Linked DNA regions of Homo sapiens: region 1 is linked to region 2. The links are chromatin loops, found by intact Hi-C in ENCODE. Cell type or tissue: Caco-2. All regions are shown on one strand. Each heading gives the region's core, and the rest is flanking DNA. Links, peaks and the distances in the headings are about the cores only.

The links. A loop is a pair of places that touch in the nucleus more often than their neighbours do. Peaks named below come from ENCODE experiments on the same cell type or tissue, not always from the same donor. Only the 100,000 strongest peaks of a DNase experiment are listed, where the experiment ranks them.
Region 1: it touches region 2 in a loop (3.0-fold over the local background); 6 of 110 quality-filtered maps call a loop at or near these places.

The regions. Positions count from the first base shown.
Region 1 is chr10:99,692,204-99,707,725 of GRCh38, forward strand. It overlaps ENTPD7 (ectonucleoside triphosphate diphosphohydrolase 7), which reads left to right. Exons shown (of 13, transcript NM_020354.5): 9 at 3,753-3,919; 10 at 6,331-6,655; 11 at 8,770-8,855; 12 at 10,309-10,470; 13 at 12,249-15,522. The coding sequence ends at 12,480. It also overlaps a transcript of COX15 not described here and the pseudogene EBAG9P1. Among named protein-coding and RNA genes, the nearest start is that of COX15, 32 kb to the right of the region's middle. In Caco-2, for the core only: a CTCF peak has its summit at 6,419; no DNase peak of the experiment used is centred there.
Region 2 is chr10:99,433,354-99,448,875 of GRCh38, forward strand. GOT1-DT (GOT1 divergent transcript) reads left to right here. Exons shown (of 5, transcript NR_183993.1): 2 at 193-278; 3 at 387-587. Among named protein-coding and RNA genes, the nearest start is that of GOT1-DT, 10 kb to the left of the region's middle. In Caco-2, for the core only: a CTCF peak has its summit at 2,840 (motif pointing right); no DNase peak of the experiment used is centred there.

The DNA.
Region 1 (15,522 bases), core at 3,419-8,418, 260 kb after region 2:
GCTTCTCATCGTTGGCACTCTTGACATTTTGGGTCAGATAATTCTTTGTCATCAGGGGTTATCCCATGCATCATATGATATCTCTTGCCTATACCAGATGTCAGTAACAACCCTCCCCCTTCCAGTTGTGACAATCAAAAGTGTCTCCAGACATTACCAGATGTGTGGGGCAGGGTGGAAATTGCCCATCATTGAGAACATCTGGTTTAAACAGAGAGCTGTGGCAATATGGGGACTGGCAGCCAACTTAGCTTGCAAAGTTGAATGGGAGCCATTCTTGCTTCATGGAAGGTAAAGTATTTACCTGGGCCTTGGATGAGAGTAGGCTTTTTTTTTTTTGCAGAGTGGAGGCTGAGGGAAGGCCACCTGCATGGAGGGAACACTATATACAAAGGCACAGAAAAAGCAGCACAGAGGCCAGAATGTCCAGGGAATGACGAATAGCCTTTTGCAGTATAGGATTTTCAGGTGTGCTAGTAGTTAAGACTGGGAAGATAAGATGGAGCTAAATCATGAGCAGTATTGAGTGCTATCATAAGGGGACTGGCTTTTATTTCCATAGATAGTGGAAAACCACCAAAAGTTTTTGAGTAAGGCAGTCACATGGGCCTCAGTTTCATTTATAAAATAATTAAACTGTGAAGGTCCTTCTCAGCTCTGAATTTTGTGATGATGTCAGTTGTGTGACTGTGATCTGATCTTTTTGTAGTGAAAAAATTTTTGTGTCAGTAGGAGAAAGAATATAGGTCACGGAACCTTGAGTGAGAAGTAATAAAGGGCTGAGTTAGACAAAGTAAGTGGAAATGAAAGGGAGGGGACAGATTTCAGGGGATAGTTTGGAGTGAAAACCCAATGTAATTGAGCGATTGATTGTGGTAGTGTGAGTAGGGTGGGAGGATGGCCAGCAGTGCTGAGGATCTATCCTAGATAACCAGAAGACTGAGGAACCCAGTAACTGAGAGAAGAGCAACAGGGGTAAGGGCAGGGGTGATATTAAGCAAACAGTATTGTCCTGAGAGATCTGGATGAGAGCGTCTATCTGGTCTTCTAGTTCAGAAGTTGTAAAACTAATGACTTCAATTTTGGATATATTGAGTTTAAGATACCCAAGGAACATATATGTCAGAATATCCACAGGACTGTTGGAAATGTGAGTTTAGCAGTCAGCAGAGAATTTCATGCTGGGGTTGGAAATGTGGGGGACTAACTAGGTTGTGATACTTTTTAGTCTATATTCGTTAGTATGTATTTAACAGGTAAAACGAAGGCATGGATCTGATACTAAGAAATAGGTGACAAGCGGGACTGGGGCTTCAAGTCTTAAAGAAATGACTTTTGTGTGTGTGCAGATTTAGAAAGGAACATGGTTATGGAAAGCAACACTGGTACGGAATGCATACTTGCAAGCAACAAATTAGATTTACATATAGCAGGCCGGGCACGGTGGCTGACGCCTGTAATCCCAGCACTTTGGGAAGCCAAGGCGGGTGGATCACCTGAGGTCAGGAGTTTAGGACCAGTCTGGCCAACATGGTGAAACCCCGTCTCTACTAAAAATACAAAAATTAGCTGGGCAGGGTGGGCAGGCACCTCTAACCCTGCTACTCAGGAGGCTGAGGCAGGAGAATCGCTTGAACCTGGGAGGCAGAAGTTGCAGTGAGCCAAGATCGCACCACTGCATTCCAGCCTGGGTGACAGAGTGAGACCCCATCTCAAAAAAAAAAAAAATAGTAACTACACATAGCAATATAATGGCTCTTCAAGATGAATCTTAGTGCTTGGTAAAAATGAAAGAAACTGTGAGACAATGGCATTTAAAACATTTTAAATAATCCTGAATGCCTAATATATTTTTTTGTACAACTCACAAAGTTATGTACATTCACAAAGTTGTGCAGCCACCACTATTGAATTCCAGAACATTTCATCGCCCCAAAAAGAAACCCCATATTCACTCCCCACTCATTTCCCATTAGCAGTCACTCCTCATTCTCTCCTCTCCCTACCCCTGACAACTATTCATCTACTTTCTCTCTCCAGTGGATTTGCCTATTCCGGACATTTTGTATAAATGAAATCATACAATATGTGGTGTTTTATGTCTGGCTTCTTTTATTTAGCAAAATGTTTTCAAGGTTCAGCCATCTCGTGGTATGGGTATTTCATTCCTTTTTAATGGCTAAACAGCATTCCATTGTATGACCAACCATGCTGTATTTTGTTTATCCATTTATCAGCTGATGAACATTTCAGTGGTTTTCCCTTTTTGGCTATTATGCACAGTGCTGCTGTGAACATTCATATACACATTTTTCTATGTACATAAGTTTTTTTGTTTTTTTTTTTTTTTGAGATGGGGTTTCACTCTTGTCACTCAGGCTGGAGTGCCATGGCACGATCTCGGCTCACTGCAACCTCTGCCTCCCAGGTTCAAGCGATTCTCCTGCCTCAGCCTCCTGAGTAGCTGGGATTACAGGCACCCACCACCATGCCTGGCTAATTTTTGTATTTTTAGTAGAGACGGAGTTTCACCATGTTGGCCAGGCTGGTCTCGAACTCCTGGCCTCAAGTGATCCACCCTCCTTGGCCTCCCAAAGTGCTGGGATTATAGGCATGAGCCACCATGCCCACCCCAGTTTTTGGATCTCTTGGTATGTACCTTGGAGTGAAATTGCAGGGCACAATGGTATTTTTCACAAATTAAAAAGAAATACATTCAAAACAAGAATCCTCATTTTATAATAATACATATATACAAAAATTATACATAACACATTAGAATGGTTGCCCATGGCAGAGAATGGAATGAGATTAAGTATGAAGATAAAAGAGAATAAATAAATAAAGCAAAAGAGAGGCTTTGCCATGATAATGTGGAATGAGCTGAGGAATATGATTAATTCAGCCTCTGCCCTTGAGGTTCAAGAAAAAAATATAGCACCTTTTCATTGGCGGTACAATAAAATTGAACTTTCCCAATCCCCAAACCTGTCATAAGGAACCTTAGGGCTTCTTGGATAATGTTAGAAAAGGCCACAGAACCGGGCACAGTGGCTCACACCTGTAATCCCAGCACTTTGGGAGGCTGAGAAGGGCTGATCATGAGGTCAAGAGATCGAGAACATCCTGGCCAACATGGTGAAACCCGTCTCCACTAAAAATACAAAAATTAGCTGGGCATGGTGGCACGTGCCTGTAGTCCCAACTACTCAGGAGGCTGAGGCAGCAGAATTGCTTGAACCCGGGAGGCGGAGGTTGCAGTGAGCCGAGAGCATGCCACTGCACTCCAGCCTGGTGACACAGTGAGACTCTGTCTCAAAAAAAAAAAGAAAAGAAAAAGAAAAGGCCACAGAATAGATCTTATGATGATCCACAGAGTTCCTTAAATTTATTTTTATTAAAGGATGTTTTCCTATTAAAATAACACATTCCCATTGAGGGAATTGGAAAATACAGAAAAATACATGTGAGAAAATGATATCTGTAGTAATTCTACCTCCTATATAACTACAGATAGTGTTTTGGGTTTCTAATTTCATATTTAGTTCTTAATTTAGTGTCTAATTTGTACCTTTTAGTGCAGTCTTGTCATTTTGTGTCTTTGTTTAAAATAATGCTATGAGGATGAAAGAATGCTTAAGATGTTTTAAAGAGTAGTCATAGAAATGAAGCCTCGTGTATTAGCAATGTCATAGCTTTCTAGAAGGCAACCAAAACTAAAATTCCCTTTTTCTCTTGGTATTGTATTATAGGAAGAAGCTGCCAAGATCCTGCTGGCTGAGTTCAACCTGGGCTGTGATGTGCAACACACTGAACACGTGTACAGGGTTTATGTCACAACTTTTCTGGGTTTCGGAGGCAACTTTGCCCGGCAGCGCTACGAAGACCTTGTTCTGAATGAAACTCTTAACAAAAACAGGTACATTTGATATGGGATCTGAGTTTCTGAAATATAATGTCAGGCTGCAGATATTAGGGAGAAATACTCACATCCTCCTAAGACAGATAAGTCCCTGCTTCCTCCTTCTTTCTGACTACCCCTGCCAATGGGGTAGCATCTCTTAAAGACCTCTATTAGCAGTCCCACTCTGGGTGAGGGTGCATTCTGATCTTTGTTATTAGGACTCATAAAGTACAGTAGCTTATTGTGATCTCTTGCTGTTTCCCATATTCAGACCTAACATCATGGGAAAAGGGAGATGAATTAAATTGCCAGTTTAAAATGTACAATATATAGTGTAGCTGCTAGCAGTTCCTTCTGCATGGAAGTGTTCAAGACATGTTTGTTGAATTACAGTGCAGTTGCATCTTTTGTGAGAGTTCAGTTCTGTAGTATGTCTAAAAGATAAAAAGCAAGCATAGTTAAAATTAACTTTTAAAATGGTCTCTCATCAAATTCATAATAGTCAGTTTTTCCTTTAGCATTGGACAGATCACAGATTCTTCATTTGAGTACCAGATGAAGTAGTTAGACCTTAATGTACAAACAGTGGTGGGATTTCTTGTTTCTTTTTTGTTTTTTAAGTCTGTAAAATTATTTATTTTATCATTAAGCACACTGAAGGAAAGCATAAGAGAAAGCAGAGTTCTTTTCCATCATTAAATTTACACAAAATTTTGGAATGAAACCAGTTTAAGTAATTGGGTGATTGATTGTGGTGGCGTAGGTAGGGCAGGGAGGATGGCCAGCAGTGCTGAGGGTCTAGCCTAGGTAACCAGAAGGGTGAGAAACCCAGTCACGGAGAGAAGGACCACAGATGAAAGGGCAGGGCTGATACTAAGCAAACAACACACTTACCTACGTATACTTAACCATTTAGCTACGAACACTAGCTTGAAGAAGTACTGGTATACCCCGTTTGTAATAATTTATCCACAGCAATCAATTATCTTATATTTACGGCATGTTGAAGAAAATATTGTCCCATAAGTCTATTTTGTTTTTGTAAGTCTTAGTCTCTAGGAGTTCAAGGTGCTTTGGGAGAATCCTGGTGCCCTGGATGATTGACTAATGCATTAAAATCAAGTGGTGTGTTTGTATTCTGAAAGTACTCCTAAATCTATACAAACATTGCTTGGGTTGAGGTGCTCAGATGTCTCCTGCAGGCACCATGATGTTTGAAGATCATTTGTTTTGAAAGTTTCACACCAGTTTTGGTTTTCCTTCTTCATTAGCTGCTGTGCTTCCTTTTCCATTTTCTTCTTTTGTTCTACTCCTTTCTTTTCTGTCTGCTGTTTTCTGCTGCCTCCAAACTACTTCTTGCCAGACTGCATCTTCTTCCCATGCGTTGGTATTTTCTTGCCAAGTAGCTAAGTCACCTACATCAGGTGACTGATGAGTAAAAGGCATATCTTGTGTAGCTGCCAGTCTATTAACCTATTTCCTGAGATGGCAAAATGATCATTGTCTCTTCTCAATAACAATTTTCTGAGTTTTCCTTACAGTTGGTGTCACATCCTTAAAATAGTCGGTTCCAGTTGTTGTAAAGTGTTCTGTTGTACTGCCTCATTCCATTCTCACCCTCGGTCTTTACACCTGTGGGCGCATCCTCATTCTAAGAAGTCCACTCTTCAACATCTGTCTGTTTAGGAACTGATGAATAATTAACTGCAATTGGCAAAGTTACTTGGACCCCAACTTAATTTCTGTCCTTGGACAGATCTTCATACTCATCATTTTGAGGAATGAGAATATGGTTGCTAGGCAAGTATAAACTCAAAATAACTGGACCTGTGTTACGGCCATGGTGGGAATCAAAGCTTTCCAGTCTTCTCCCCACTCAGAGGCTCCAGGCTCTGCAGGTGGCTTCCTGGAGCTGGTGCTGTGCCTGTTCTGTTCCAGCACTGCTCATTCAGAGGCAGGCATGGGCTCCATCACCATTGCCAGCCATTGCACATGGGCCACTGCCGTGGTCTGCTCTTCAGGAATCTCTCCCCACAGTCCTTCCCACCTCACCCCCTACCAGTTGTATTTTTAAACATTAGAACCACACTCCGCACGATAAGGTCCTTGCACTTTTAGGAGGTACGTGGGAATGAAGACCAGATGGAGAACAGCAGATTCACATCTCCAATTTCACTACAGACTAGGAAATACACATGTTGACTAAAATGTCGAACAGAATTGATCACCATATTCCTCTCTTTTTTTTCTAAATTTAACTTGCTGAAGTTAAATGTTTATGTGATGAAATTGCACTCCATCCTCGTTTCTAGAGATATCATGAAAACCAGTAGTAAGATATTTCTGATGCACATTGTGTTTCTTAGACTAGGTTGAATACAGGCATGACGTGTTTGTTTGTTTGTTTGTTTTTGTCATTGTGGCAGATTGCTTGGTCAGAAGACAGGTCTGAGTCCCGACAATCCATTTCTGGATCCCTGCCTGCCAGTGGGACTCACAGATGTGGTGGAGAGGAACAGCCAAGTCTTACATGTCCGAGGAAGAGGAGACTGGGTGTCTTGTGGGGCAATGCTGAGCCCCCTGCTGGCTCGCTCCAACACCAGCCAGGCCTCACTCAATGGCATATATCAATCGCCTATTGACTTCAACAACAGCGAGTTCTACGGCTTCTCTGAGTTTTTTTATTGTACAGAGGATGTGTTGCGCATTGGTGGCCGCTACCATGGGCCAACATTTGCCAAGGCTGCTCAGGTAAATTATTAATGATAAACATGGCTTATGCTGGCAGCAGCCATTTATTGAATGCCTCACTCTGTGCCAGGTGCTGTGCAAAGGGCTTTGCATACAGAATCTCACTTGTTCTTTGCAGGAGCCCTTTGAACACTCATTTTACAGATGAGGAAGTGGACAGAGAACTTAAGGATCTAGCTATGCTGTACTGCCTTCTAATTAACTAAATTTATTTTCCATGGATGTCATACCACCCAAATTATTACCCAGGCATAAAATTTTTGTGTTGGCTAATGGTTTTTCTTCCAACTTTCCAATAGTCTTGTTTAATGTTTATGCCCAAGAAATGTCACCTCCAGTATTTTTCCTCTTGCTAGCTATTTTCTGTTGTAATGTGCTTTTGGAGATGATATCACCCAGAGGGGCAAGCCCATCTTTCTTTTGGGTTGAGGTATTAAGAGGCAGAGTGGTATGGGGTCCCTGGGAATATTAGATGTTGTAAAAAGCAATGATGGTGGAAGTTTGTTTAGATTTAAAATAGAGGAGTAAAAATTCACTCTGAGCATATATAGGACTTAAGCATCATATAAGTTTAAATCATTGGTACCTGGACAGATGAAAGTTTAGCCAGCTTTCTATCATTTTCTGCTTTATTTAGGGCCATCTCTTTGAATTGTTGCGTGTCTCTATCTTTTTCATCAGAGAAACGAATGGGAGAATCTGTCCTCATATTTCTTTTTTTCTTGAGATGGGGTCTCGCTCTGTAGCCCAGGCTGGAGTGCATTGGCATGATCTCAGCTCACTGCAACCTCTGCCTTCCGGGTTCAAGTGATTCTCCTGCCTCAGCCTCCCGAGTAGCTGGGATTACAGATGCCCACCACCATGCCTGGCTAATTTTTATTATTTTTAATAGAGATGGGGTTTTGCCATGTTGGCCAGGCTGGTTTGGAACTCCTGGCCTCAGGTGATCTGCCCGCCTTGGCCCCCCAAAGTGCTGAGATTACAGGCGTGAGTCACCGTACCCAGCCTCTCCTCATATTTCCCTCCCTCCCTCCCTTCCCTCCTTCTTCCCTGCCTACCTTTCTCTTTCTTTCTTACAATTCTCTAGGGTTCTCTTAGTGTAAGGCTTCCAGCAAAATAATATCTGCAGTATCTGTACTGTTCTGTTCCCAAAAGACAGTCCTTAAGAAATACTGTGGGACACCTGGTTTGTATTTGCTCCTTTCTCTCCAGCCTCCAGGACGACCTTCACGCTCCCTGTTTTTCTGGAGCCCAGAGCTCCCTAACTATCCATGGCCTGACTCTTTCTCTTATCTCAAAACTTCTTCAAATTCTATTCCCTTGAACACCAAAAGGCTCAAGTTATTGGGCTTAACATATTATCTTTTCCAGGTAAAAGCGATTTTTTTCCCTTACCTTTTTAACTTTGACTCAAACGTTATCTTCCCAGAGCCACCTTCTGGGACCACTCTATCCAAAATGACAACGCTCCCCATATTACCTGTTGCCCTTTCCTGCTTTATTTTTCCCTGAGCATTTATGTTATCCAACGTACCGTGTGTGTGTGTGTGTGTGTATGTGTGTGTGTGTGTGTGTGTGTGTGTGTGTTTATTGTCTGTCTCCTACCACTAGAATGTAAGCTTCCTGAGGACAGGAATTTTTGTCTGTTTTATTTACTGCATGATTCCCTGGCATCTAGAACAGCACCTGGCACATAGCAGACATACAAACCAAAAGGAATGATTATTTTGGTGAGAATTACAACACCGAGGGAGGCCAATGACAGGTTTCTAACCATCCTCTTCCATCTGCTCTCCCTGCTCATGTCAGTCCTATGTGGAGTAGAATGAAACTATCTTTGTCTTTTGACGTTGCTATTTGTTAGTCCTAACCTCAGCCCCTCTGAAGCCTAAGAGGCTCAGAAGCCACATCAAGCTGGCTTGGTGCTAGACATGGGATGACGGGAATAAACAGGGGTATGACGCAGTGTTTAGTGAATGAACACACCATTTCTGTTTTCCTTTGTCAGCTGGTAGCCCACAAGTAACTTTAGAAATGGAACAGCTGTGACTGTGGGGAAGGTAGAGAGTTTGCCTCCAAATTCATGTTGCACTATTTCTCTGTGGTTGATCCAGGATTACTGTGGCATGGCTTGGTCGGTACTAACTCAGAGATTCAAGAATGGCCTCTTTTCATCACATGCAGATGAGCATCGACTCAAGTAAGTTACTTCCCTTTCCTCCTTAGATGTGGACTTAAAATCTAGATGGCAGATTATAATGGAGAGTGAGCAATAATGCAGATTAGATTTCATGTTGAGGGAGCATTTGATTATTCCAGACTTGATTTTCTCAGGGATAGGGGCCAAAATAGTGAGCCTATTATAGCAAAGCCAGAAGAAATCAGTGGTTACCAAACAGAGTTCTCAACAAGTGATTTGACAACAAAAGTGATTTTTTTTTTTTTTTGAGACAGAGTCTCACTTTGTTGCCCAGGCTGGAGTGCAGTGGCATGATCTTAGCTCACTGCAACCTCCGCCTCCTGGGTTCCAGCGATTCTCCTGCCTCAGCCCCCCAAGTAGCTGGGACTATAGGCACGTGCCACCATGCCTGGCCAATTTTTGTATTTTTTTGTAGAGACGGGGTTTCGCAATGTTGCCAGGCTGGTCTTGAACTCCTGAGCTCAAGTGATCCGCCTGCCTCGCCCTCCCAGAGTGCTAGGATTACAGGTATGAGCCACCGGGCCCGGCCAAAAGTGATTTTTTTTTTAACTTTGTATTATAGATAATATCAAACATATAGAAAAGTAGAGAGAATAGCAACATAAACCCTCATGTAACTATCACACAGCTTCAACAAATAACATTTTGCCAGTATGGTTCATTGGTCCTTTCATTTTTAAATGTTTTAGTTAAAAATTGTTTAAAATTGCCGGGCATGGTGGCTCACACCTGTAATCCTAGTGCTTTGGGAGGCTGAGGTGGGTGGATCACCTGAGTTCAGGAGTTCAAGACCAGCCTGGCTAACATGGCGAAACCCTGTCTCCACTAAAAATACAAAAATTAGCAGGGTTTGGTGGCAGGTGCCTGTAATCCCAGCTACTCGGGAGGCTGAGGCAGGGAGAATTGCTTGAACCCAGGAGGTGGAGGTTGTAGTGAGCTGAGATCGCGCCACTGCACTCCAGCGTGGGTGACAGAGTGAGACTCTGTCTCAAAAAAAAACAAAAATTGTTTTAACATAAACAAAACTAGAATAGTGTAATCAACTCCTGTGTACCTGTCACCCTGCTTTCCTACTAACATTTATCAGCTCCTGGCCCATCTTGTTTTTATCTGTTTTCCCATCCACAATCCCCCTCTTACTTCAACTGGGTTGTTTTGAAGCTAATCCCAAACATCCTATAATTACATTTGTAGATATTTTAATATGCTCTCTGAAGATAGGGACTCTTAAAAAAAAGAAAAAGAAAAACACAGCCACAGTATCATTATTGCCTTTGTGGTAAACACAAGATAAGTAGGCTGACTTAGAAATAACCCACTTAGAGGTGAGGAAGGTGAAGCGGGAGGAGGTAGGTCTTTTAATAACTTGTGGGAATACGGAGTGGCTTATTGCAAAGGAAAGTATTAGAATTCTTTTCTCTTTTTTTAAAATTTAATTATTTTTGTCACACAGATATCAGTGTTTTAAATCGGCTTGGATGTACCAAGTCTTACATGAAGGATTCCACTTTCCCTATGACTACCCAAACCTGCGGACAGCCCAGCTGGTGTATGACCGAGAGGTTCAGTGGACGCTGGGAGCCATTCTATATAAAACACGATTCTTACCACTCAGGTAAAGTAAGACTGACCAATCTGGTATCTTGAGCTCAGAGGATATCAGTTGATGCCTCAGAATCGGTTTCTTTCTTTTTTTTTTTAACCAGCTTAGAATAGGTCTTAAGTGACCTTCCTCTCTACCCCCTCACAAAAACAAACTCCTTTACTTCCATGTGAGCCACTGTTACTACCAGGCATGCTCGAACAGAAAGAAGGTTGAGCATTACTGGTCTGGAGTCTCAGCTTTGCTGTTTCAGAAATCCAGCTTTATTTGTTTACTCACAACAAACCAGTCTTTAGGACTGAGCTCTTACTAATCACTTCCAAGATACTGACAAGCTAAAATGTCATTCTTGGGTTACCCTGGAAAACACATCTGACTAAAGAACAGGGGTAGGATGTCTAGAGCAATCTTTCATAACATACAGAGGCACTCCAGACATTGTGTCATTGACTTAGAAGGCTTTTTGGTGGGTCAGAATTAGAATAAAGGACGTGAGATGTTTTTAGTGGGGCTACTTTCATCAAACTCTGGTAGCCTGATACCTTACTTTTATGTACTGTCAGATATTTGGGACAATTTTTAGGTACCTGTACCCTGGACTATTTCAGATAAACTCAGATGAATTTTGTATCTTTGATGTCTGTTCCTCTAAACTCAATACCGTCAGCAGCCAGGCAGGCGACAGAAGTGAGGGAAGTGGGCTAGGTGGGGGTTGCCCACAACTGGAGCATGTATCCCAGTTAATGGGCTGGTTACTGTCACACACAAGCACTGTCCCAGCATTTGCCAGTTCTCATCTGTCCAGAAAAGTCAGAAATCCATATTTTTTATGAAGTCTTTCAGTTTAGAGATTCGCATTCTAGAAGAACACTGCAGGTCAAACCAGACAAAACTAGATCTGGATCTGGACTGCTGAAGAGTGGCTTCTGTTCTAGCCAGGTGGACCATTACACTTGGTTTTCATATCGCCTTATTTTTATCTGACTGTAATACAGTTGATCAGGTAACAGCTTTATTTAGATATATCCTAGATCCTAAGGAAACATAGTACCTTTATTTTTTATTATTTTTTTGAGACAGGGTCTTGCTCTGTTGCCCAGGCTGAGTGTGGTGGCAGTGCCGTGTTCATAGCTCACTGCAACCTTGAACTCCTGGGCTCAAGTGATTCTCCTGCCTCAGCCTTCTGAGTAGCTGGGAATACAGGTGCTCGCCACCATGCCCAGCTAATTTTTTGATTTTTCTTTTGCAGAGATGGGGTCTTGTTATGTTGACCAGGCTGGTTTTGAACTCCTGGCTTCAAGCAATTCTCCTGGCCTGGCCTCCCAAAGTGCTTTGATTACAAGCATGTGCCACTGCACTTGGCTGCATAGCAACTTTAAAAAAAGGATTTAGACACACACACTCTGATTTCTTTATTGGATTCAGGGGATACCCTATTCTCATTAGTACTGTATTTATAAGCCATATTTTAAGACTTATGTTACAGGTGATCAATCTAGCCTTTCTGTTCATTTTTTGGGATTCAATTTCAAAGGCCTTCCCATCTTGGCTTAGATTCTGGAGGGTGTAAGCCTGGAGGTCCCTTCTGGGGGCCGTGGGAAGGAAGACACAGAAGGGCTCCTGGGGCGGGGGATGTTCTTCAGCTTTGCCTGCTCTGTGGAGCTGGTGTCATAAAATGTTTATGTGGATGGAATAAATGTGATAACACTACTGGGCCTTTCAAATCAGTAAATGTCTCCCTTTGAAACTTAACAGTTTTTTCCACCTACAAATTCTTAATTCTTCCCTAGGGATCTTCGGCAGGAAGGTGTCCGACAAGCCCATGGTAGCTGGTTCCGTCTCTCCTTTGTATACAACCACTATCTCTTCTTTGCCTGTATCCTGGTGGTGCTACTGGCCATCTTCCTATACCTTCTGCGGCTACGCCGAATTCACCACCGACAAACACGAGCCTCAGCTCCATTGGACTTGCTGTGGCTTGAAGAGGTGGTGCCCATGATGGGAGTACAGGTGGGGCCGTGAGGCTGGACCAGGACTAGAGAAGCTTGAGCACCCCCGAGTTGCTGCTCATTGAATTCCTCCACTTTCTTATATAGCCTCAGATGCTGTGATGTCTGACCTTGTGGATATTTGCCCTTGGAATTTCTACTTTACTTTCTACCGTAATTCCTTCTCCGTACCCAGGTCTTCTCTGAGAGAAGCTATAATTTAATCTGTGAGGAACTAAATGACAGGAGATTGGTGCTAATACGGGGGACCAAGCTTTGTCCAAGTGAAGCAGGCTTCGACTCCTTCTGAGAGGTCTGGTGTGTTCCTAGAATCTCACCTTTTCTTCCCTTGCTAAAGCATGAAGTTTGGCATTTGGCACACTGGAAGCCTGGTTGAAATGAAATTTGTAGCATCTGATACAAAGCCAGAGACATTCTAGCAAGTGCAGCAGCCCCTTCTTTCTCTGTAACAGAGATATCATTTATGTGGAGATCCACAACCTTTAACAGGGATCCAAGATCTTTGCAGTTCAATCGACCACATAGGAATTTCCAGGCACCAAAATGATATAACTTCCTTGCTTCCTTGACAAAGAAGCCATCATGGGTGTGATCCAAGATCCCTGTCGTAGTGTTGATGATGTTAGTACATGATTTTAAAGGTTAGAACCCCTTCTAAATGAATGGTCTGTGGAAGATTTTAGTATCTTATCTGATGCCTGGTATGATGAGGATAGAAAATTTTTCCATTTTTATGTGCCTCACAGGCTGTTTGGGCATTAATTTTGCTTTTTGAGCCTTAAGTGTGTTAGTAGGATGGAGAAACTGTGATGGGGACTGGGAACCTGGATTTGTCTGATTTTAGGTCACTGTTCCCTGGGCCTGTTTTTGTGAGCCCTTACACAGGAAGATATAAAGAGAGTTCTTTCATTTCACTGCTAAAATCAGTATGTAGTATGGGGAATGTATTTGGGTTGTTTTTAAAGAAAAGGGGAACAGAATCAGGAGAGTGGGCAAAGGCAATAAAATCAAAGTTCTTATTAATTATTTCTGAGAAATAGAAGTTTCTCAATTTATGACTCTTGGAATGTCTGAAAGGGAGCAAATTTGGAATAGATCAATCTGTTAATAAGCCATCTGGCAACTTTCAGAACCTCTATTAAGAGACTGCTGAGTCACAAACAGCACTTCCATTAATGAAGCGAGAGGAAAAGCCATAATAATTACATCTTCACCCACTACCCTTCCAGAGCTTTGCTTCTCCTCCACATTTAGCCATTAAATTGCATGAGGATTTCTCTTCATCAGGGTCCGCATGGAATCTTTCTTATATTTTACCCTTTCCTACATGTAGCCTTGAATGTCCTTTCCACGAATATGCTCCCACGGCTGGGAGCATTTTCTTTTCTTTTCGTCACCTTTGATTTTTGGGATTAGATTAATAGGGGAAAAAGTCCCTGGCTTTAAAGAAAACAAAAGTAGAATTCTTCAAAAATAAATTTCATACTGGGAACAGAAAGGAACTAAATGCTTCATAAAACAGGGAAAAAGAAATTAAGATCATCCTAGAAATAAACTAAGATAAAAATAAGTATACTGACCCTTGGTTGGTAGATAAAAAGATGACCAGTCTTGTATTGTTTTAAAATTAGATAAACATGGATTAAGCATGCAAAGACTCTGTTCCTTTTTTTTTTTCTTGGAGACAGGGCCTCACGCTGTCACCCAGGCTGGAGTGCAGTTGTGCAACATCATGGCTCACCGCAGCCTCAACCTCCTGGGCTCAAACAGTCCTCCCAACTCAGACTCCAGAGTAGCTGGGACTACAGGTGTGCGCCACCACACTCAGCTAATTTTTTATTTTATTTTTTTAGAGATGGAGTCTGTGTTGTCCAGGCTGGTCTCAAACTCTTGGGCTCAAGCAATCCTCCCACCTCAGCCTCCCAAAGTGCTGGGATTACAAGCATGAGCTACTGCACCTGCCCTCTGTTTCCTTTGGAAATCTCTTACCTTTCATTAGGGTTTCTTTCATAGCAATTTCCTTTGGTTTTTAAGACTTCTACATTGCTTTTTCTTTTATTATCTGTGCTCCGTGAACCTTATGAATGCTGCTTAAAAATAATGTCAAAATATGTTTTAGCTGCCTACTCAGGTAACGTTTTCTTTTGCTCTCATCTTGGTTTCCATATACTATTTTTGGTTTTTTGTGAGATCTAATCAATGATCTAGTCAGAAGCTACTTCACTGGCTAACAGTGATCATGTTCATGTGCTAAAAATGAACTTGAAACACGGAAGTAGTGGTTGGTCCAGTTTGAAAGCTCTTATTAGTATTCTTCATCCTGGCTGTAATAATAGCCATTATTTGTTATGCCTTTGTTATGTAGCAGACACTCTTAAGGATTTTATGTGTATTATTCAAATTGCTATTACTGTTCTTTTTATAGTTGAGAATCTCAGGATACCTACATTTATCACTTTTTCAATATATATGTATTTCTTATTCTTATTTTGTCTTGGAGTGTTTAATGTGTTATTTCCTGTTCATTACTTTAATATTATGGTATCTAGGCTTGTCTTTATTACCATGAGCAAGGTCTCCAGGAGTTCCACAGTACTGAAGGAAAATTTTGTCATATCCCTCAGAAGAACTGAATATTTATTATTGGTATGGGCTCCTTTGTTTATTCTCTTCTCCCAATTAATAGATTTTAAATGAAATCTTATTAGCTAGAAACAAAAGCCACTTACTCCTTGCTGAGAGCCAATTACTTAAATATATTTCTTCCTTATAATAAAATAATTTGCTTCTAGGAGCAGAAATCTATCTTGCCATACCCTTTGGTTTTTAAAGATTTCTCTTCTATTTGCATTTCTGCACTTTGGTGGTTCTCCCATGAAGATAATTATGGTGTCATAAAATTCACATTCCACTGGTTCCTTTGAATCTTACCAACCACTCTTGTTAACAGAGACAATGAACCTGAACTGTTTTAGGACTCTTGTTATTACTGAGACAGGTCACAAACATCAAAATAGGAGTCCGTGGCTTGTAGTGATGCTTTTTAGTCTTGTGA
Region 2 (15,522 bases), core at 669-5,668:
GGAGAAGGAAGCCTATATATTATGTAGGATCCAAGTCTCAAACTGCTTTCCTAGGGAGTGTGAGGTTCTTGGAGATTAAGTGCAGTACCTTTCTGTCTTGAGCCTTGTAGGCTGCCCCTCTAATTTAATGCCAGTCTTGAAATAAACAGAATGCTTTCCAAGTCATCGCTAATTTTAACACTTTAAATTTAGAATTGCTTAGAATTGACTCAACACTGCCTCCTTGCTGAATGGATAATTCAAGCAAACAACTCAAGAGCTGGATGCTGCCCAGACAGGTAGGCAGCCAGATAAAGTGAGTGTCCAGGGAAAGAGCAGTAAGGGTCAGAAGAGAAAGAGCCTGGTGTTCTCACTGCCTCCTGCCTTCCTTATGACTGTCTGTTCAGAAGTCCTCCTAGCATCTTTCTTCTGCCTTCCCCTGCTCCTGTCCCTGAAACCTTTTCTTCAAAAGAAGTGGAAAAGAGGAACTGGGAACCCATATAGCAACAGCATCACCTGGAATGAATTCCTTTAGAACATACTGTCTTGGAAATCTGAAGCCTGCAGGGCTGGACAGGCAAGAAGAGCAGTGAGCACTGCATGAACCTGTAAGTAAATCTGCATGTGGATGGTGTTTTGGGTTTTTTTCAGACAGAGCCTTACTCTGTTGCATAGGCTGGAGTGCAGTGGCACGATCTTGGCTCACTGCAACCTCTGCCTCCTGGGCTCAGGTGATTGTCCCACCTCAACCTCTCAAGTAGCTGGGACCACAGGTGTGCACCAACATGCGCAGCTAATTTTTGTAGAGATGGGGTTTCGCCGTGTTGGCCAAGCTGGTCTCGAACTCCTGGGCCAAGCAATCGGCCTCCCAAAGTGTTGAGATTACAGGCGTGAGCTACTGCACCAGGCCACACATGCTTATTTTACTCAGTCTTGCCCCTGAATACCCGAAGGTCTAAACTTAGGAAAAAGTCAGGGGAGGGATGAGTTTGTCATTCTTTGGAGTCGTTATATTTGGGTGAGTGCTGGCACTATGGGTAGGATATTATTTAGAAGCTGAGTTGTGTGCTGAGCAAATGTTTCTTTAAAAACCAAAGCCGTATGAGATCTGTTATAGAGGCACAGTGTGGCTAAATAGTGTGCGATAAGATAAGCATAGGGCTCCTGAGGTGTTGCTGTTCTCCCACTGTAATGAGTTTACTCTTCTTCCTAAGGAAAGTGATCCTTTATCACCTCTCCTCTCAAATTCACTGGCTTGTTTCGTGAGTGTGCCTTCATGGAATCATGTCTCCTTCTCTTCCCTCAGTTCTCTCCTTCCCTCCCTTACGTATGACTCCTCCCATAATCCGCACACATGGATTGAACCAAGTGAGGGTATTTTTCTGTTTCCTACCTCATAGAAGGGCATAGAGTGGACACGGTCTAAGGTTAGTTCCTGAACTGAGTACCCACATATGCAGAACTTTATTTAAAGCTGCTGAAATCTTTGTATAACAGATAGATCAATAGGACTGAAAACTACTGATGGTTTTACTTACTTGTTGAACGTGACTAAGTTCCATGGCACCATTTAGAAATTGTGTTGTATAGTTTTCGTATGTTGCTTAAGAAACAGTTTAGCATAATGGTTAAAAGCATGGCCTCTGGAACTAGATTGCCTCTGTATGCCTCAGTTTCCTCATCTGGGAATAATAATAGTTCTACCTCATGGGATTGCTATGAGGATTAAATGATTTAATTTAATTAAATGATTTCATACAAAACTGAATTGTACTTGACACTTAGTACTCAGGTATTAACTGGGACCGTTATTATCATCACAGATGTTGTTTACAAGCACTTGCCTTTGAGATTTGTTTAGCTTTTTTATTAAATTACTAGCGGTATACTAGAACAGTACGTAGGCTGGGGCCTGGAGTCAAATTCTAGCTTTGCCTCTTATAGTTTTGAAACTTTGAGTAAATTACTTGATGTGTCTGAGTTTTAATATTCTTATATGTAATTTACTTTTAAAAAGAATTTTGCTTAGTGTTGATATACACACATTTAACACAGTTATAGAAATTATTGTTTTTACTATTGTCATATGAGGAAATTCGTCCCTGGGTTGCTGTAGGGTGCTAATGGTTAGGCAAACTCTCTTTGAAGTCTGCCTGATCTGGCCCCTTGCAGGCATGTACTCCGAAATATTTTTCAAATGGAAAAGAAAACAGAGAACACAATTTTCAAAATATCTAGAGCCCTCCAAGAAGTCTTTGTAGAGATCTATAAAATCTCAAGGCAATTTAAAGGTAATAAGACAACTTTATTAATAATTAATTAAAATGTAAATGTTAATGATAGCCCTTTGTATAGCTATATTATCTTTTTCTGAAGAATAGAAAAATGTTTTAGAAACACTATTCTCTCCACATCCTGGGGCAGCAGCCTTCTCCAAAGAAACAGAAAGAAGGAAATGGATTGCCTTAGCAAAAAAACAAATGAAGACACTCCAAATAACAGAAGAATGGGAAGGCTACAGACCTTGAAGTCAGAAGAAAATTTCCTCTCCTTGCCCCGTTTCTCCTTAAATGGATCACCAGTACAGTCTCTTACTTCTAGAGCCATGTTAAGCTTTCTTCCCCAAAGTTGTAATGTCCTTCTTTTGGTTGTGTCGTGTCCTAAAATCCTACTCTTTGGTACAAGATGAAGGTATATGAAGAGATAATGAAGGAAACAAATTCAATGTGTTTGCCAAGAACACAGTCTTTTAAATAACTCTTAAAGGGTTCGTTTAAAACAGTGTAATAAATTGTGGTAATCTAGTACACAAAGCTAGTAGGAACCTCGTTTATTAATAATATTTCAACATTGAGCAGTAGAGGGCAGCACTATCCTTCTTTTGCAAAATGTTGAGCACTCTTGAGAAGGAAAATAAAGGCAAAGCTCCTGACCCCTGTGTCTGTGTTTACTTTTACCATTAAAAAAAAACAAAAAATTGGAGTATTTTTATTATGGTTTAGGTGATTATGTATAAAGAATGTCAGAGCCTGCATTACCTGGAAGTGGTGCACCAGGTAATGCAAAAAACACGGAAGGTTTGAGGTCCCCCACTCAGGATATGGGTTCTGTCTAGTAAAGATAAACAGTAGCTTGACCCTGGGTAATCAGATAGGGTTATTGTATGAACAGACCTAATGCTCCTGCACGTTCTGGATAGAAGTCAATCTACTGAAATAGCAGGATGTAGTTTTAAAAAATGTGTGTAACTCATATAGTCTTAGCCCTGATAAGTGCTTCTAAATTCTTATTCACTGCCTTTATTCTGCTGTGTTAGTGTTGCTCTCTGTCATACGTGGGTCAGGTCAGAACTAGCTCAAATACAGTATGTGTATTATGACTTTAAGGAGTGGTGTCAGACAAGATGGGTAAAGAATGTCTTTCATGGGACTGCAGTTGGCTAAATGGCTGTGTATAAGTAGTGAAATTGAAGCCTTGTATGCTCGTCGTCATTCTATCACAGTATGATTTGAGTTTCCCTAACCGGTAAACAGCAAGAAAAAATGATCTGTTATTTTTTACTAAAGTTACTTGATGCTCTTTAGCAAGCTGACAGAATAATTCTAATTTTAGCAAATACAAAACCATGGTAATCCTAGCACATTTGGATTCTGTTTAACCCTGAAAACTCTTTTGGCAGCAAATCTTCAATGCCAATTTAGATAAATCCCACTAGGAATAAGCACTGAAAGACGTTGAGTCTAGTTCCCAGCTCTGCCATGTGAAGTTGGGCAAATTACAGTCTCTGAGCTTTTATTTCATCTGTTAAATGGAGATAATACCTCCTAGATTTATTAAAAGGGTCAATTTAGAAAATATGTATTAAAATGGTTTGAAAGCCATTTAAGTACCTAATGAATATTTCTATCACTGTAGCCCAAAAAGATTCCTGCCTAGAAGACTTTATGTCTCTTCTCCTCATTTGGTATCATTCTATTGCCTGAGATTGTTAATTAACTTTTATGTATACTCAATATTTTCTCCCAACTTGGTTGCTAGTTCCTTGAGAACTGAAACCATCAATTGCACTTCTTGGTATCCTCCACAATAAGGTATCTAGGTACTCAAATATTTGTTGGTTGATTAAAAACATAAACCACAAGACATAATTAACTCTTTTTAAAATTGTGGTAAAAAAACATGTATTTACCATCTTAATCATTTTTAAGTATACTGTATATTAGTGTTTACTATATGCACATTGTTGTGCAACACATCTCTAGGACTTTTTCATCCAGAATTCTTTTTTTTTGAGACAGAGTCTTGCTGTGTCGCCCAAGCTGGAGTTCAGTGGCACCATCCTGGCTCACTGCAACTGCTGCCTCCCAGGTTCAAGTGATTCTCCTGCCTCAGCCTCCCGAGTAGCTGGGATTACATGTGCCTGCCACCACGCCTGGCAAGTTTTTGTATTTTTAGTAGAAATGGTGTTTTACCATGTTGGCCAAGACTGGCCTAGAACTCCAGACCTCAAGTGATCCACCCGCCTCAGCAGCCCAAAGTGGTGGGATTACAGGCATGAGCAACTGTGCCTGGCCTAGCCATTTTCTATAAACCTGAAAATAGATGCCAGAAAAGAAGGTGCCGCTATAAAATGCTTTCTTGAGTGATTTATGTCTAACATACAATTAAACATTTATGAGAAGGAAATTATCAGGTTAAAATATAAACTCACTTGCCAATTATTTGATTTTCAGGATATCTGACTTTTGTTAATTACTGAAAATAAAGTATTATTTCTAATCACTATTGGTATCACAATAGCATTTTTATTTGGCCGGTATGTGTGAGGCCTGGAGTATGACGGGAAACTGTCCTAGAAAAGGCCCTTGCATTGGCTGTAGAGAGTTCTGGAACTCTCAAGATGGCAAGATTGTATTTAACTCTTTTAAAAACAATGCACCTTTTCAAGCACAGATTTTCATCTGATGTTGTGACCGTCAATTATGTCAGATTTGTTTGATATATTAAAAAATTGGTTTCTCCTTTGCACAAAATAAATTATAGATGGATATAAGATTTAAATATTTTAAACAATATAGGGAAAATAATATATTTGAAACATAGTATTAGGGTAGAATAGACTTTCCTAATCATGGCACAATCTCAGAAGCTATAAAGAAAATAATTGACTTTGCATGGCTATAGACACCATAAATAAATATGTGATAACATGGAAGAATATTTGCAACATGCTTATTAGTCACATCTGTTATATAGTCAGAGCTTCATTGTATTGGTGGAAAAATTAGGATATAAAGAAATTCAGAAAAGAATAAATACAAATAACCAGTAAACATGTCCAAAATCATCCTCATTATAAAATTGAAACCACGCTGATTTATCAATGTTTACCCATTAGACTGACAAACATTTTAAATGTTCAAAAAATAGTGTTGAGGGAAAAGAGCAATGACATGCACTATTGGGGAGACTGTCAATGAATAAAGCCTTTTCTTGTATTTTGGTAATAACAGTCAAAATGCACATAATACCATTTGACCAAGCAATTTCTCCTCTAGGAATCTATCCTAAAGAAATTTATACAAGTTTTCAAAGATAGGTATGTAGGCATACAGTTATGCATTGTAGCTTTGCTTTAACAGAAAAAGAGTAAACACATGTATTATTTTTGTAGCCTAAAAAAAAATCAAGTTTTCATTGAAAATAAAAATGACAGGTTTGAAGCAGGACAGTGGCCATGGAAGTCGAATCCACTAAGGCGTGTGTAACAAGTCACCTGCTGAGTCAACAAAAATAAATAAAAATTTTTTAAAAACAGGCTTGAGAGACACTTCACAGGAATAGAAAATTTAGATAGTTTCTAACAATGACAATGAAGTAGGACAGGAAAAAGTAATTCTCCAAAGCAAAGTATGTATGTGTGTAGTAACTTAAAACTTCAGATACTATGAGAAACTATTTTTAAATAAAGAACAATGTGGTGTGCTACAGTTTAGAGTTGATCTGGAAATCTGGGGAGCTATTGATGCTCCTTAGTTAATAAATTAGTGATTTTTAAAAATATGAATCCCCATTATCCGTAGCAAACTAACGCAGGAACAGAAAACCAAATACTGCCAAATACTGCATGTTCTCATAAGTGGGGCTGAATGATGAAGAACACATGGATACATGAAGGGGAATAACACACACTGGGGCCTGTCAGGGGTGGGAGTAGGAGGAAGGAGGGCATCAGAAAGAACAGCTAATGGATGCTTGGCTGAATAGCTAGGTGACAGGATGATCTATGCAGCAAACCACCACGGCACACATTTACCTATGTAACAAACCTGCACATCCTGCACATGTACTCCTGAACTTGAGAATTGAAGAAAAAAAATGAATCCCACAATTCTGTATCCAAAGACCGAGAACAGCTCCTGACATCGAACAGACAATAAATATTGGCTGAAGGAATGAATGAGGATATTTGCATCCGAGTTTTAATTAGAATAGATGTAAAATTGCCTAATGATTATTACTTGTTCTGCAACAAGTGTTTAATAGATACTAGTTCACTACTTATACGTGTCTAACACATCACAAAGGTTTATTTAAAAGAATTTATATAGTGCTTATTATATGTTGGGTACTGTTCTAAGTTCTTCACAAACACTAACTCATTCAAGTTGTATAAGTGAAGCAGGTGGTCTAATTATTCCATTTAACAGATGAGGCAATTGAGGCAAAGAGCAATTAAGTAACTTGCCCACGATGGCACAGCTAGACAATGGTGGGGATATGAACACAGTCTGCCTCCAGGGTCACTTCTCCATGGTGCCATATTGCATCCCACACGGTAAAAACTTACTAAATGTAAGAATGCATAAAGTGTTACTGTTTTTGAAATTATATTATGCTTTTGCCCCAGAAAGTCAGAATATTTGATATCAAATCATGTCTAAAAATCATTCCCACAACTTCCCTTTGAGGTAGAGCATATTTCTAAAATCATGTTTTAGTGTATTACTGGTTTAATAGTTGTGTTTAAAAAGAACATGGGAGGTCATTGTTCCTATGATAAAATCACTGTATTTGTTTTTTGACATCATATTCATTTCCATGACAACACTTCCAAGTTCCAAACACAGAAACATCTTGCTCTAGAAATGGAAGAGGCATAGGGCCTACAGAGAATTACATAACAATGTCAAAATTGTTTAAAGGGGTAAGGTTGTTTGTGTGTATTTTAATCTTTTGCATAACTAAAGCAATGAGTCTCCAACTTTTTCAATCAGGAATCTTTTTTTTGTATCTAAGCTTTGTAGGCTTTTTTGTTTTAAGATGGAGTCTCTGTTGCCAGGCTGGAGTGCAGTGGCATGATCATAGCTTATCACAGCCTCAAATTCCTGGGCAAAAGCAATCCTTCCACCTCAGCCTCCCAAGTAGCTGGAATTATAAGCACAACCCACCCTGCTGGCTAGTTTTTGTTTTTTGTTTGTTTTTGTTTTTGAGATGGAGTTTTGCTCTTGTTGCCCCGGCTAGAGTGCAATGGCATGATCTCGGCTCACCTCAATCTCCACCTCCTGGGTTCAGGTGATTCTCCTGCCTCAGCCTCCCAAGTAGCTGGGATCACAGGCATGCGCCACCACACCCGGCTAATTTTGTATTTTTAGTAGACAGGGTTTCTCCATGTTGGTCAGGCTGGTCTCGAACTCCCAACCTCAGGTGATCTGCCCACCTCAGCCTCCCAAAGTGCTGGGATTACAGGCCTGAGCCACCGCGCCCAGCCAGTTTTTATTTTAACCTTAGTTTAACTCCATTCCATAACAATACCAGTGTTTCTTTTTTTCATGATTCATTCATTCATTCATTCATTCATTCCATAAATATTTATTGACCACCTACTATGCGCCAGCATTGCACTAGGTGCTAAGAATAACATGATGAACAAAAAGACAAAATCCCTTTCTTCACGGATTGAAATCTAATGGGGAAACAGATAATAACAGTATTGCACAAATGAAATACTAAGATTACTAAACTGTAGCCATATCTGAGTGCTACATATCTTAATAATCTGAGATTACTAAATTACAGCCATGGTAAGTGCCACATATCTTCATGGAAAAAGTCCATGAAAGCATAAAATAGAGGGAATTAATCTAGTTGAGGCCAGTTCTTTCCCCCTCAGAATCTTCCATCCAGCATGGATAGCATTCCACTTCTAATTCCTACCCCAGCTATACCTCTTAGACCTTACAGTTTGCACATACGACAAAGTTCTGGAGTCCATGTTGGCAGCCAATGTTTTTAAGAGAAAATGGCCCATTAAAAATAATATTTTTAATTTATCGTCTTGTCATTTTATTATTGCTTCTAGCTTTTTTCCCAAAAGGCAAAAACATCACTTTAAAAATCTAATTTGCATTCATAAGATATAAGTACTTTTATCTTTGTGTTTCTGTTGGGAAATGTGAAGAATAAGACATTTCCTGTAAGAATAACATAGATCTTTATCAAGTTAAAGGAAGACACAAATATCAAGAGAAGGTAGAACCAGAAACATCTATTTGTGTTTGTTATTCTTATACTACATAGGACAAGAATCTCTAAAGGTTAAAAGGAAAACATACTGGCACTGCCCAAAGAGGACAGCTCTGTCATTGGTGGTACGTGGACATCCCCAAGTGACACGCAGCATCTCCTTCATGTGTGATGGGCATGGGGGCCAGAGCTAGGCTGCAAAGTCTCCTCTGGAAGACCGTTGTGTCAAAAGAGCAGGTGATGGGCATAGACAGGTCAAGCTCAGAGCTGGGGCCTCTGGTTCCCCCAAGGGAGGATTGGGCTGTGAGTGAGGCATGGAAAGCAGTGCGATGAGAACTAAAGGGTCCATGAACCCCATCAGGATCCCCCAGAAGGGAAGGTTATATATAGTCAGAGGCAAGAAACAATATTGGAAAAGTTTCAGAATTATAGATGGTGTGACAACCAATAGCTTAGAATGCCTTTAATGTCATATTCAGGACATGCCCCTGTTTAAGGCAATGGACCCTAAGATGAAGGACACCCTTGCTTAACTGATGTAGAGGAAGGGCCTCTTTGTCTCCCACCCTTCCCCACCCTGTATTTCCTTCTCCTTTCACCTCTTTGTTATGGCAAGTATTTATCATTTCGATGACACATAGTTTCTTCCAGGGAATTTCCTTCTCCCTTGTATTGAGCTGACTTTTATCTAGGTGCTCTAATCAAAGATCGGTCCTCAGACCAGCAGTATAGCGCCACCCAGGCGCTTGTTAGAAATGCAAAATCTCAGGCCCCACCCTGGGCCTACTAAATCAGGATCTGCATTTTAAGATGATCCTCAGATTTTTCCCAAGCACAATAAATAAAGAAGCATCATTTTACTCCCATGAGCTTCCTGGACTGTAAAATGGACAAGGCCGTTCCTGACCCACCCTGCTTACAGCTTTGAAGGGAAGATGCTCTGAGATTTAAAAAAAAATTATTATTATTATTATTATTAGTTTTTGGCTGGGTGAGGTGGCTCATGCCTGTAATCCCAGCATTTTGGGAGGCTGAGATGGGCGGATCACAAGGTCAAGAGATCGAGACCATCCTGGCCAACATGGTGAAACCCCATCTCTACTAAAAATACAAAAATTAGCTGGGCATGGTGGCACACACCTGTAGTCCCAGCTACTTGGGGGGCTGAGGCAGGAGAATCACTTGAACCTGGGAGGCAGAGGTTGCAGTGAGCCGAGATTGCGCCACTGCACTCCAGCTTGGTGACAGAGTGAGACTCCATCTCAAAAAAAAAAAAAAATTAAAAAAAGAAAGCATTTTCAAAAGATAAAAGTGCAATAGAATTATTAAATATAAAATTTATTTGCACCTGGACAACTTGACTTATTCAAACTTTTTAAGAGTAAATTAAAGATTAATCAATGACTATTTGTTTCCATAATTGGTTATATTAAATATTATCTTGAAATGTTCTAGAGTTCTGTTTTATTTTGTTTAGATCAATGATTCTTAATCCTTGCTGCACTTCAGAATTTTCTAAATTTTTCTGAAAATCCAGAGCCTGAGCCCTATTCCCAAAAGATTCTGATTCAGTGGAAGTGAATCTTAACATACTGTCAGAGTTGAAAACCATTGATAGAGATGAGTCCTGAGATGAGGAGAGTTAGATCCATTGTGTAATAAGCAAACATAGAAATGCTAAGGGACTAAAAATTGCTTGAAAAATATGGCTTGAGCTTTGCCACTGACCCTGCAAGGCTACCTCCAGGAATCTGTCCTGCCAAAATATGTGTACAAGGAGGTATATGCCTGAAGGCTCATGGCAACATTGTTTGTAATAACAAACATAATGGAAACAGTTTTAACGTCCACCAATTAGTGAGTGATTACATAAGTAGGGCACATCCATATGATGCAATACTGCACTGTTAAAATTAATGAGGCAGACCTATATGTACTGCTGTGGAAACATCTCCAAGATATATACTATTAAGTAAAACAAAACGCACAATACGTGATATATGAACTCATTTATGTAAAAGCTATGTGCATATATACATGCACATATACATAAACGTCTAGAAAGATTATTGAAGGACATGTACCAAATTGTTGACAGTGGTTACATCTGGGAATAGGAATGGAAGGGAAAGGGACATTTTGCTGTGTAAACCTCTAAACATTTTACAACAAAAACATATTCATGCACTGCTTGCATAACTATTCAAAACATATTCCAGGGCTGTCAGCTGTCATACCATCTATAATCCTGGATAATAGACTATTTAAACTATTATTTTAATATTACAATTTTGAGTGAATAATTATATAATAAATAATATAGTGGTTGACAAAAAAACAAAGCAAATCTAAATATAAACTCAAAACAAAAGCTCCTAGGACACGCAGGGCTTTTGTTATGGAGCCTGTCACTTCTTGACCCTAAGATGGCTGGAACTGTGTTTCCCTGACTTCTCTGGATACCCTCCCTATCCAACGTTATGCTTGGCATTGACTCTAACAGCCTCTCTGCTCCCTTGGAAAACTCACCCAGGCAAGCACTGTACTTCTAGAAGAATCTTGATGTCAGTACTTTGTAAATCCTTCCTCGGCCCAGCCCTAAAAATCACCGGGTACAGACAGCCATCTACAACTCAGCCTCGCTGAGGGTTAGGTCGCCTCCATTTCAGGCAAGTGAGAAAAGTACACTGACTAAGCTGCAGGAGAAGGGATCTGCATCCTGTCTAGGGAGAAATCCTCGAAGTCTGCTGTGATAGCTCTTCCTCTTTGAAATGGTGATTAAGCATTGGAAGTGCATAATGAGAGAAACTACTTATAAATCTGTGCCTCTCAGCTCCAGGCCACTTCTTTTTCTGTAGGAGAAAATCAAGGATTTTGCCCTAATGGCATTGGAACAAAGTCAGGGCTGAGGCAGGCCGACAGAGAGGGAGGCTTCCAGCCCGTGGCGGCCCTGCTGACAGCTCGTTAGGAACTGTCCCTCTCCAGCTCCTGTTTCATTTCTTCAAGTTACAAAGCCTGACAAAGTTTGATGGGAAAACCAAGGCGGTAATGTCCCCCGCGGCAGCCGAGGCCCTGCTCATCCGTCTTTGTTTGACAGATACAGAGAGTAGATGTCACCTACAAAACATTTCACTCACCTCAACCAAATGTGCCGGGATGGCCCTGTCGCCCTCAAAGGACCCAACAGGAAGAATCCAGACCAAGGCTCATCTACCATAATTGAGATTTCTCGCAAAAGAAAATCATTTTTAACAAGACAGTTCCTGCAAACCAAATGCTCATTCATGTTCTCCTCAGAAAAGTACATATAATGCCTAATAATTCAAAGAAAGTTATACTTTGATTTACAAACATCTCTTCCCGGCTACATCCTCCAGCTGGTCTTTGAGGGCTGGCAACCATTTAAGATCTGAGAAGTCAGTCTGAGGTTCCACGCAGAGGGCCTGGGACTCTGATTTTGCTGGATTTTCAGGAAGGGGAGTGTAATGAAACAAAAATGCCTCTCCACTCCAGAAAGCAGAGGCTGAGATGCATTGGTATCTCAAGGTCTCTTCAACTCAGCCTCTGTCAGTGGTTCTCCAATCTTATAATCTTAACATACCTCAGAAAAATCTGTGAAGCAGACTTTTAAAATGATGTTTAAAAACATGTTTTTTTTTTGGTTTGTTTGTTTGTTTGTTTTTGAGGTGGAGTCTCGCTCTGTTGCCTAGGCTGGAGTGCAGTGGCACGATCTCAGCTCACTGCAAGCTCCGCCTCCCAGGTTCACGCCATTCTCTTGCCTCAGCCTCCCGAGTAGCTGGGACTACAGGTGCCTGCCACCATGCCTGGCTGATTTTTTGTATTTTTTAGTGGAGACGGGGTTTCACCATGTTAGCCAGGATGGTCTTGATCTCCTGACCTCGTGATCCGCTCACCTTGGCCTTCCAAAGTGCTGGGATTACAGGCGTGAGCCACCGTGCCCAGCCTAAAAAGATGTTTAAAATACAGATCCTGATTCAGAAGATCTGGAGCAGGGCCAAGGAATAGGCATTTTTAACAAACTCTCTAGGTGAGTCTGGCTGCAGGTAATCCTGGGGCCCCTTTGAGAAGCAATGCTACTATCTGCAGCTGCCCAGGGCAGCACCTCTAGCCAGGGTTCCTAAGAGCACCCTCAAGAAGCACCTCTTGGGGCAGCTCCCCTCCCCACTGGCTGCCAAGCCCAGACTTGGTTCTCAGCAGCTGTTCCTGTTAAAGGTAGAGCCAGTTCATCTTCAGGGTTCTTCTGAAGATAACAACAGTCCCCAGAGACCACTCCCTGAAGCAGAAGCACCTCCCAGAGACCACCCAGTGCCAACTTCTCAGATGCCCATCTGGAAGGTAACTCCCAATAAAGTCCCTGCTGAGCCCGATGCTGCCACATGACTTTGTCATAGTAGCTGCTGATTTTAGCCAATTGCTTTTTATTAGCTGTTAAGAACTAAAATTTGAAACCAGAGTTCAACTCTTAACCATTATATCACCTTGCTCATATTCATAATAACAGTAATTGATACAACAATTATTATGGGACTATTAAGTGCTAGTATTAGGGGTTATGCTCTAAGCATACAGTGACAAACAAGACAAATACAATTGGTCTTCCCAATCTACAGGTTCCCCATCCATGAATTCAATCAACTGCTGATTGAAAATATCTGAGACAAAAAAAATTAAAAATTACAATTAAAATATAGCAATACAGTATAGCAACCATCTATATAGAATTTATATTGTATTAAGCATTATAAGTAATTAAAGATGATTTAAAGTAGATGAGAGAATGTGCATGGGCCACATGTAAATACTATGCCATTTTATATAAGGGCCTTGAACATCTCCATATTTTGGTATCTGCAGGGGTCCTGGAACCAGTTCCCCCCAGATACCAAGGGACTCACAACTGTCTGGCTTTCATGGTGATAACAATCTTGAGAGCAATCCAAATGTATAAATGAACCATTCAGTGCAGTGTGAGGAGAGCAGTTCTAGGAAATTGCTAGGTTAGGTGCTAACACACTAGCCTAGACAAGGAGGATCAAGAGGGGTTTCTCAGAAAAAGTGAGGTCTAAGCTGAGATCTAAATATGGGCACAAATTAGCCAACACAAAAGCAGGAGAAAGGGGGCTCACAGCTGAGGATACAGCAGTTGCAAAGCCCCAGAGTTAAGAGAGCATATAACATGGTCAAAGAACTGAAAAGTGATTTGGTATGATTAGAGTGGAGAGGAAAGAGAGGTTTCAGCAACAAGACTGAAAAGGTACACTGGATGGGAAGGGTGTGTGGGATGGCAGGGGGATGAAGGGAAGTTGGTCAATGGATATAGACTTACAGTTAGAAGAATTAAGTCCTAATATTCAGTTGCAGAGTAGGGTGACTATAGTTAGCAACAATGTATTGTATATTTCAAAATAGCTGAAAGCCAGGACTTGAAATGTTCCCAACACTTACAAATGATAAATACTCCTGACTTCTTATGCATTCCATGCATGTAACAAAATATCACATGTACCCCATAAATATGTAAAATATTTTGTATCAAGATACACTGGACCCAGATTTAGAAGCACCCTATAAAACACCTTAAAGGGTTTTACTATGTGTCTATGGAGATTCATTAGGTATTAGTCAAAGCATGTAGCTGAGGAGATTTGGCCTGAGCCAATGTGTGCCATGCGCATGCAGTGGGAACTGAAGCTATGGGAAGATGACATTACCAAGGAAAGACCAAAGAGGGCCTCGGCCAGCAGCCTGGGATGTGCCAGCATTTCAGGAATGGAAAGAGAAGGAAGAGTCCCCAAAAGAGACTCAGAGAGGTAGTAAGAAAACATGAGAGGTGACAATGTGCCCCAAATCACAAAGCTAGTAAGTGGCAAACTTAGAATTCAAAACATCTCTAACATTCCAGAGCCATGCTCTGGACCTCAACACCTCTTAAATACTGTTTTCCCTTGCTGCTTAAAATTACAGTTGATATAAAATTTTACTTATACATATTTTTCTAGGAATTCATTTATACAACAAAAAAATCGTCAAGGCATTTGTTGAGTGCATCCTTGAGTTGCATTAGGAAGCAAACTTGTGAAACCTGCCTCTAGCTGCCTCCACATCTCTCCCCTGGTGTGCCTTGCCATGTCTTCAGTTTGGATATGCTTTCGTTCCCCCTAGGAGTGTCCCCTAGGGGATAACCACGTACAGTCCCTTGACAAATGCTTAGGATTTATCTCCAGAAGTGCTCCCACAGGTGCAAAAGGCACCCACAATTCTCCAAGGAGCAAACCAAACAGTAGTAATGAACATGTTCCTTACAACATGTGTGTCTTCTCCAAAAGAAAGATCAATGAATGCTCTGGTTGTTTCTATTGTTTATTGTTTTATCAAAACAATAAATGCTCATTCTAAATAAAACAAGTGTAGGATATATAACATTTCACAAGTATATAAAGCAAAAATAAGTTATTAAATTCCCCTGTCTCCCCCAACCTATTACCTGTAACCCCATTACCAGAAATATCCATGGCAAACAATTTGGTATATATATATATACACACACATATATATATATATATACATATATACACACACACTCACATATACACATACATATATACAAATACTTTTTAAATTGAAAGGATTCTATTATCTATATTGCTCTGAGACTTGCTTCTTAAACTATATAATGATCAAACTTTTTATATCTGTGTATATAGCTTTACCAACTTAATTTTTTCCACATACCAGCCCACGGTATGAAGGCACCATTACTTCTTTAACCAGTCTTTTACTGATGACCATTTGTATTGTTTCTGGGTTTTCTTGGCCTGCTTTGATTCCACAGAGTGTGAGGGGGCCCAGAAGAACATTATTTTGGGCTAAACTCTAAACTAAGCATTTTTTGGAATTTGACATTTTTTGTACTTACCTTTTCTCCCTCTTTGAGCTTGTTGGATGTTTCTCTCCTGCTGGTCCCTCCTAATCTTGCTGTTGCCTGATTTAAGGTAT